Linked DNA regions of Homo sapiens: region 2 is linked to region 1. A link is a contact called in ENCODE Hi-C or POLR2A ChIA-PET data. All regions are on one chromosome and are shown on one strand. The core of a region is the stretch at or near the end of the contact, and the rest is flanking DNA. Distances in the headings are between cores, read along the strand shown. Region 1 overlaps TNFAIP3 (TNF alpha induced protein 3). Region 2 has its middle 61 kb from the start of LINC02539.

The links. A loop is a pair of places that touch in the nucleus more often than their neighbours do. ChIA-PET counts read pairs that join two places held with the same protein, here RNA polymerase II (POLR2A).
Region 2: POLR2A ChIA-PET joins it to region 1 with 19 read pairs in activated naive CD4-positive, alpha-beta T cell. The contact joins two enhancer-like sites. A Hi-C loop is called at or near these places in 3 of 168 maps with a recorded cell type or tissue (MCF 10A, endothelial cell of hepatic sinusoid and transverse colon). POLR2A ChIA-PET finds 5 or more read pairs at or near these places in 20 of 52 experiments (CD4-positive, alpha-beta T cell, CD8-positive, alpha-beta T cell, GM10248 and 14 more).

The regions. Positions count from the first base shown.
Region 1 is chr6:137,882,363-137,885,108 of GRCh38, forward strand. It overlaps TNFAIP3 (TNF alpha induced protein 3), which reads left to right. Exons shown (of 9, transcript NM_001270508.2): 9 at 1-950. Among named protein-coding and RNA genes, the nearest start is that of WAKMAR2, 16 kb to the left of the region's middle. Within about 2 kb of position 1,334, at least 10 of the 41 ENCODE cell types and tissues checked have a DNase peak (open chromatin) inside an H3K27ac peak, as active enhancers do.
Region 2 is chr6:137,798,873-137,801,572 of GRCh38, forward strand. No RefSeq gene overlaps it. Among named protein-coding and RNA genes, the nearest start is that of LINC02539, 61 kb to the left of the region's middle. Within about 2 kb of position 1,284, at least 3 of the 41 ENCODE cell types and tissues checked have a DNase peak (open chromatin) inside an H3K27ac peak, as active enhancers do.

The DNA of each region.
Region 1 (2,746 bases), core at 84-2,583:
CTGGGGAAAATGCCACAGTGTTCTCCTGAGAGAACATCCTTGCTTTGAGTCAGGCTGTGGGCAAGTTCCTGACCACAGGGAGTAAATTGGCCTCTTTGATACACTTTTGCTTGCCTCCCCAGGAAAGAAGGAATTGCATCCAAGGTATACATACATATTCATCGATGTTTCGTGCTTCTCCTTATGAAACTCCAGCTATGTAATAAAAAACTATACTCTGTGTTCTGTTAATGCCTCTGAGTGTCCTACCTCCTTGGAGATGAGATAGGGAAGGAGCAGGGATGAGACTGGCAATGGTCACAGGGAAAGATGTGGCCTTTTGTGATGGTTTTATTTTCTGTTAACACTGTGTCCTGGGGGGGCTGGGAAGTCCCCTGCATCCCATGGTACCCTGGTATTGGGACAGCAAAAGCCAGTAACCATGAGTATGAGGAAATCTCTTTCTGTTGCTGGCTTACAGTTTCTCTGTGTGCTTTGTGGTTGCTGTCATATTTGCTCTAGAAGAAAAAAAAAAAAGGAGGGGAAATGCATTTTCCCCAGAGATAAAGGCTGCCATTTTGGGGGTCTGTACTTATGGCCTGAAAATATTTGTGATCCATAACTCTACACAGCCTTTACTCATACTATTAGGCACACTTTCCCCTTAGAGCCCCCTAAGTTTTTCCCAGACGAATCTTTATAATTTCTTTCCAAAGATACCAAATAAACTTCAGTGTTTTCATCTAATTCTCTTAAAGTTGATATCTTAATATTTTGTGTTGATCATTATTTCCATTCTTAATGTGAAAAAAAGTAATTATTTATACTTATTATAAAAAGTATTTGAAATTTGCACATTTAATTGTCCCTAATAGAAAGCCACCTATTCTTTGTTGGATTTCTTCAAGTTTTTCTAAATAAATGTAACTTTTCACAAGAGTCAACATTAAAAAATAAATTATTTAAGAACAGATTGTGATGTTTTCAATTGATGAATGCTGAAAGAAAAAGAAAGGCTTGGATATTAAGACTGTGCTTCCTAAGCAGCTTTATTTTGAGGTGCACCTGAGCAATGCACACATCTCTCATCCATGGTAGCAAGGCAGCTTTTCATAAATAATAACTGTATGAGGTCCAGGCCCAGTCCTCAAGCACAAGCCCCCGCTTGACAATGAAGACACTCTTCCTCTGATGGGAAGAGGAAAGGGATGCTAGGACCCTGTGGCCCTTTTAAGCTTCCTGCCCTAAACTTTTATAAAGTGAAGAAAGAGAAAACAAGAGGGAGGAGGAGGGAAAGACAGGAAAGAGAGAAGTAGGCAGGCAGGAAGGAAGACTGATGTAAGATCTCCTGGGTCAGACAAAGCAGAGGAGGCAGCGTGGCTGTGCTGGCTGCCAGAACCAGGAAATTAAAAAATAACACATTCCTCCATGCGCAAGCCTTCATCCCCACCTCCCATCCAGTACAAATGGACTCACAGACGACTGATTCAGCAGGACTGCGCAGCTCCCAGAATCTACTTTTTTAAGCTCCTCGGGTGATCTGGATGATCAGCCAGATTTTAGAATCACACTTTAAAAAATATATTTATAATTTTTTTTTAACTTTTTAAAAGTAGAAAACTTTAATAAGAAAGTGACAAGTACTATAAAGAGCCACTCTATAGCCATCCTCCAGTTTCAATAATTACCAACGTTCTGCCCAATTTGTTTCATCTATCACATCCTCTTTTTTGTTTTTCCTGGACTACTTGAAAGCAAATCCCAGATATTGTGTCTTCATACCCATAAATATTTCAGTGTGCACCTCTAATTGAATAGAATATGTCCTTTTAACATAACCACCATTATCAGAGCCAGCTAAATTATTTTATTCTTTAATATCCAAATTCCAAGTATGTATTCTAATTTCTCAGTTTATCCACCATACAAGACAAAGTCTTATTGCTTTCGTTTAGTAAGGATCTTTTCTTTTTTTTTTAATGTTTAGCAATATTTATTAGGACGTATACCTACCTTATGATCCAAAAATTCCAATCCTAGGTATACACTCAATGGTATACACTCTACTCCTAGCTATACACCCATAAAACAGAAATGCATGCATATGTTCACCAAAATATGGTACTAAAATGTTCATCTCAGCAGTATTCATAATAGCTCCAAACTACAAACGATCCAAATGTTCATTAACAGGAGAAAAGAGAAATATATTGTGGTATATTCATATAATGGATTATCATATAGCAGTAAGAGTGAATAGGCACCTGTAGTTCCAGCTACTCAGGAGGCTGAGGTGGGAGAACTGCTTAAGGCTACAGTGAGTTATAAGGCTCTATTTATTTATTTATTTATTTTTGAGACAGAGTCTTTTTTAAATTTTTTTTTATTATACTTTAAGTTCTGGGATACATGTGTAGAACGTTCAGGTTTGTTACATAGGTATACATGTGCCATAGTGGTTTGCTGCACCCATCAACCCATCATCTACATTAGGTATTTCTACTAATGCTGTGCCTCTCCTAGCCCCCCTACCCCGTGACAGGCCCCAGTGTGTGATGTTCCCTTCCCTGTGTCCATGTGTTCTCATTGTTCAACTCCCACTTATAAGTGAGAACATGCAGTGTCTGGTTTTCTGTTCCTGTGTTAGTTTGCTGAGAATGATGGTTTCCAGCTTCATCCATGGCTTTGCAAAGGACATGAACTCATCCTTTTTTATGGCTGCATAGTATTCCATGGTGTATATGTGCCACATTTTCTTTATCCAGTC
Region 2 (2,700 bases), core at 34-2,533, 84 kb before region 1:
ATAACACGTCTTTTCTCTGTAAGGTCATCACAGCATTCTTCAGCTTAGGAACACCAAACATCACTTCTGCACTATGGCGGGGAGCCATTTGAAACAGTAAAGTCACAAAGAAAAAACCACAAAAATGAAAACATGGGCAACTAAGGAGGCAGAAGGACTTTTGTTTACAGGATGAGAGCTGAAACAAAAAGGCAGAGCCTCACCTGGTGCGACCTCAACTGGAAAAGTGCATGAGTGACTCAAATTTTTTACCACATCATGCATGTCTATGAATGATACAAAAGCACAAGTTTTGATTTGGGGGTTAGAAATAAATTTTAGCAAATAGGCAAATCTACAAATAATGAGGATCAACTGTATATTTTTTGGATACATTGAGAGGATCACCCAGGAGACGGGCTGCCATAAATGCCCATTTGGATGGTAGGGAGAGGATTACAGTGAAGACAGGCCCACACCCACATGTGATCATCAGGTGCTTAAGAGGGTGGAAGGACATGAGCAGACAGAAAGAGCTAGCTGGCAAGCTAGCTGGCAATCTGGAGCTTCCCTTCATTCTCTTGCCCCACTGGATGCTGAGATGAAAGCCAGAGGACTTGCCACAGGGTCTGGATGCTGAGATGAAAGCCAGAGGACTTGCCACAGGGTCTGCTGAGACAAAGCAAGGTGACCCCACAGCACAGGATGGACAGCCAAGCCAAGGGATGGAGGCAGCAGAAACCCAAAGGGCTAGAGCTCATTTGAGTTGAAGAGAAGCAGAGATCAGGAAATGAGTGTCGAGTTCTTTTTAAGAACATTGCTGGAGCTGGAGACCACCAGCTGCAGGTTTCAGCCCTGAAGAGCAACAGGGCAGCAGCTCTGGACAAGGGGCTGGCTGCTACAGATACACGGATTCCTGTCAGCGCAACCTGTGAACTGTCATGAGCCCAGGGCCTATCCATATCCCGTCAGCACAACATGGAACCAGCAAGTCACGTTCTTTTCCATGCTTTCACCTAGACCTCACTATCTCAACTAGGTTGAACTGGTGGAAGCTTGGGAGGGCCAATTTAGTTAAACAAAAGATAAAGAAATCCCCTTTTCTCTACATCTCAGCTGTACTATGAACTGACATATGTGATCCAGTTACATAATGTTTTTAATTGGCTATCCTCTTAATGGTGGTCATAATCTAGGGAGGAAATTAGATGCTTCCTGATTCATCATAATAAGACAATTTATGATGAGAGCTTCAAGTGTTCATTAAGTTGGTTTGTTTTATCCAGGGGGCAGCAGTGAGCTTTGGCAATGCTATCAGCAAAGAAAGACACTGAATTGGTGCTCAGGACAGTGAGTGCTACTCAGAATGTCTTGGGAAGGCTGTTACAGTACTTTCAGGTGTATTTCTTATGGTTTTCAGGGCTGACTGAAAAAGGCTAATCTGTCAGGTTCGCAGCACCACAGCCCTGCCCTGCCATCTTCCTTTCTCCTTCCCCAACACTTTATACCTCCACATCCCCTCCTGATTCCAAGACGCCTGGCCTTGGCCGTCTCCTATAACTGATGCTCTCAGCAGTAGTGGTAGTAGAGATGACTTCCCTTTTGGTCTACTCACTCCCTTAATTGTCCAGCAATTCTTCATGTTGGTGATGTTGTTCTTAAGATTTGAAATATGCTGATGATTTTCCATTGCCACCCCTGCCTGCCCTTCTCTGCCCTGTTTAGTGCCCAGAGAAACTGCCCCTTGGAATTGCTCATTCAGGCTCCCTTGTTGGCTGGCTTCCATTTGGGTTCTACCACTGTAGGTGCCTGGCCTGTTTGACCCTCCCTGTTTTTATGCACCCTCCCTGTCTCTGGCACCTGCTGCATCCCTTTTTGGCTACAGCCCTTGTTGGGGGCCTGTCCTCATCAGCCCCATTGCTTAATGGAATTTAGTGACACTATTACATTCCCCTTGTTCCTTCAGCCCTATGGACGGTGATGATTTCCAGCTATTGCCAGTCTCTGAATGCTTTAACAACCCCTATTGTTTCCTTTAAACCTACCCACATGCTCATAATTTCTTCACTGAAATTCTTTATTCAGTCACAGGAGTTGGAGTCTGCTTCCTGCTGCAACCCTTCCTGATCCTTTAAGTTAATCTCTAACTTGCTATTGGTGATGCTTCCTTTAAGCCTTGAGTTTTTCATAGTTCAGCCCACAAACATCTTGCTTTCAGAATTGTCGTAGGTGCTTGCTAAAAATGCAATTTCCTGGGACCCATCTTTCTAATCAGAATCTCTAAGAGAGCCCAGTGGTGATGAGTGCATCTCCATCTTAACACGCTCCTGAAGCTGAAGGACCTGATATGAGGCTCACCACTGCTGGGAGTCAGCTAGTGCCTGAGAGCGTGTTCTTGGGAATGTCAGTAGCCTTCCAGAGCCCTCTGATCTCTGATAAAGCCCGTCTTTATTCATTAAGATTAATTACATGCATTTCAAGTGATTTAAACTTCTAAGAGAAAAAGGTATCTGTAAATAAGATATTTTTGAGCCAAACCCACCAAGTGTTTGGAGCCCTGCTGAACACGAATCTCAGTCTGCCTTCTTGGGAACACCAAAAGCGTGAATATCAAAGGGGAGGTGAAAGTTCAGGCCAGTGTACTCAGGTTTGAAATGGTCTCTTTTAGAAAGCCACTCCTGTTCCTCCAGCACTCACTCTTTGGGATCCTTACAGAATTCA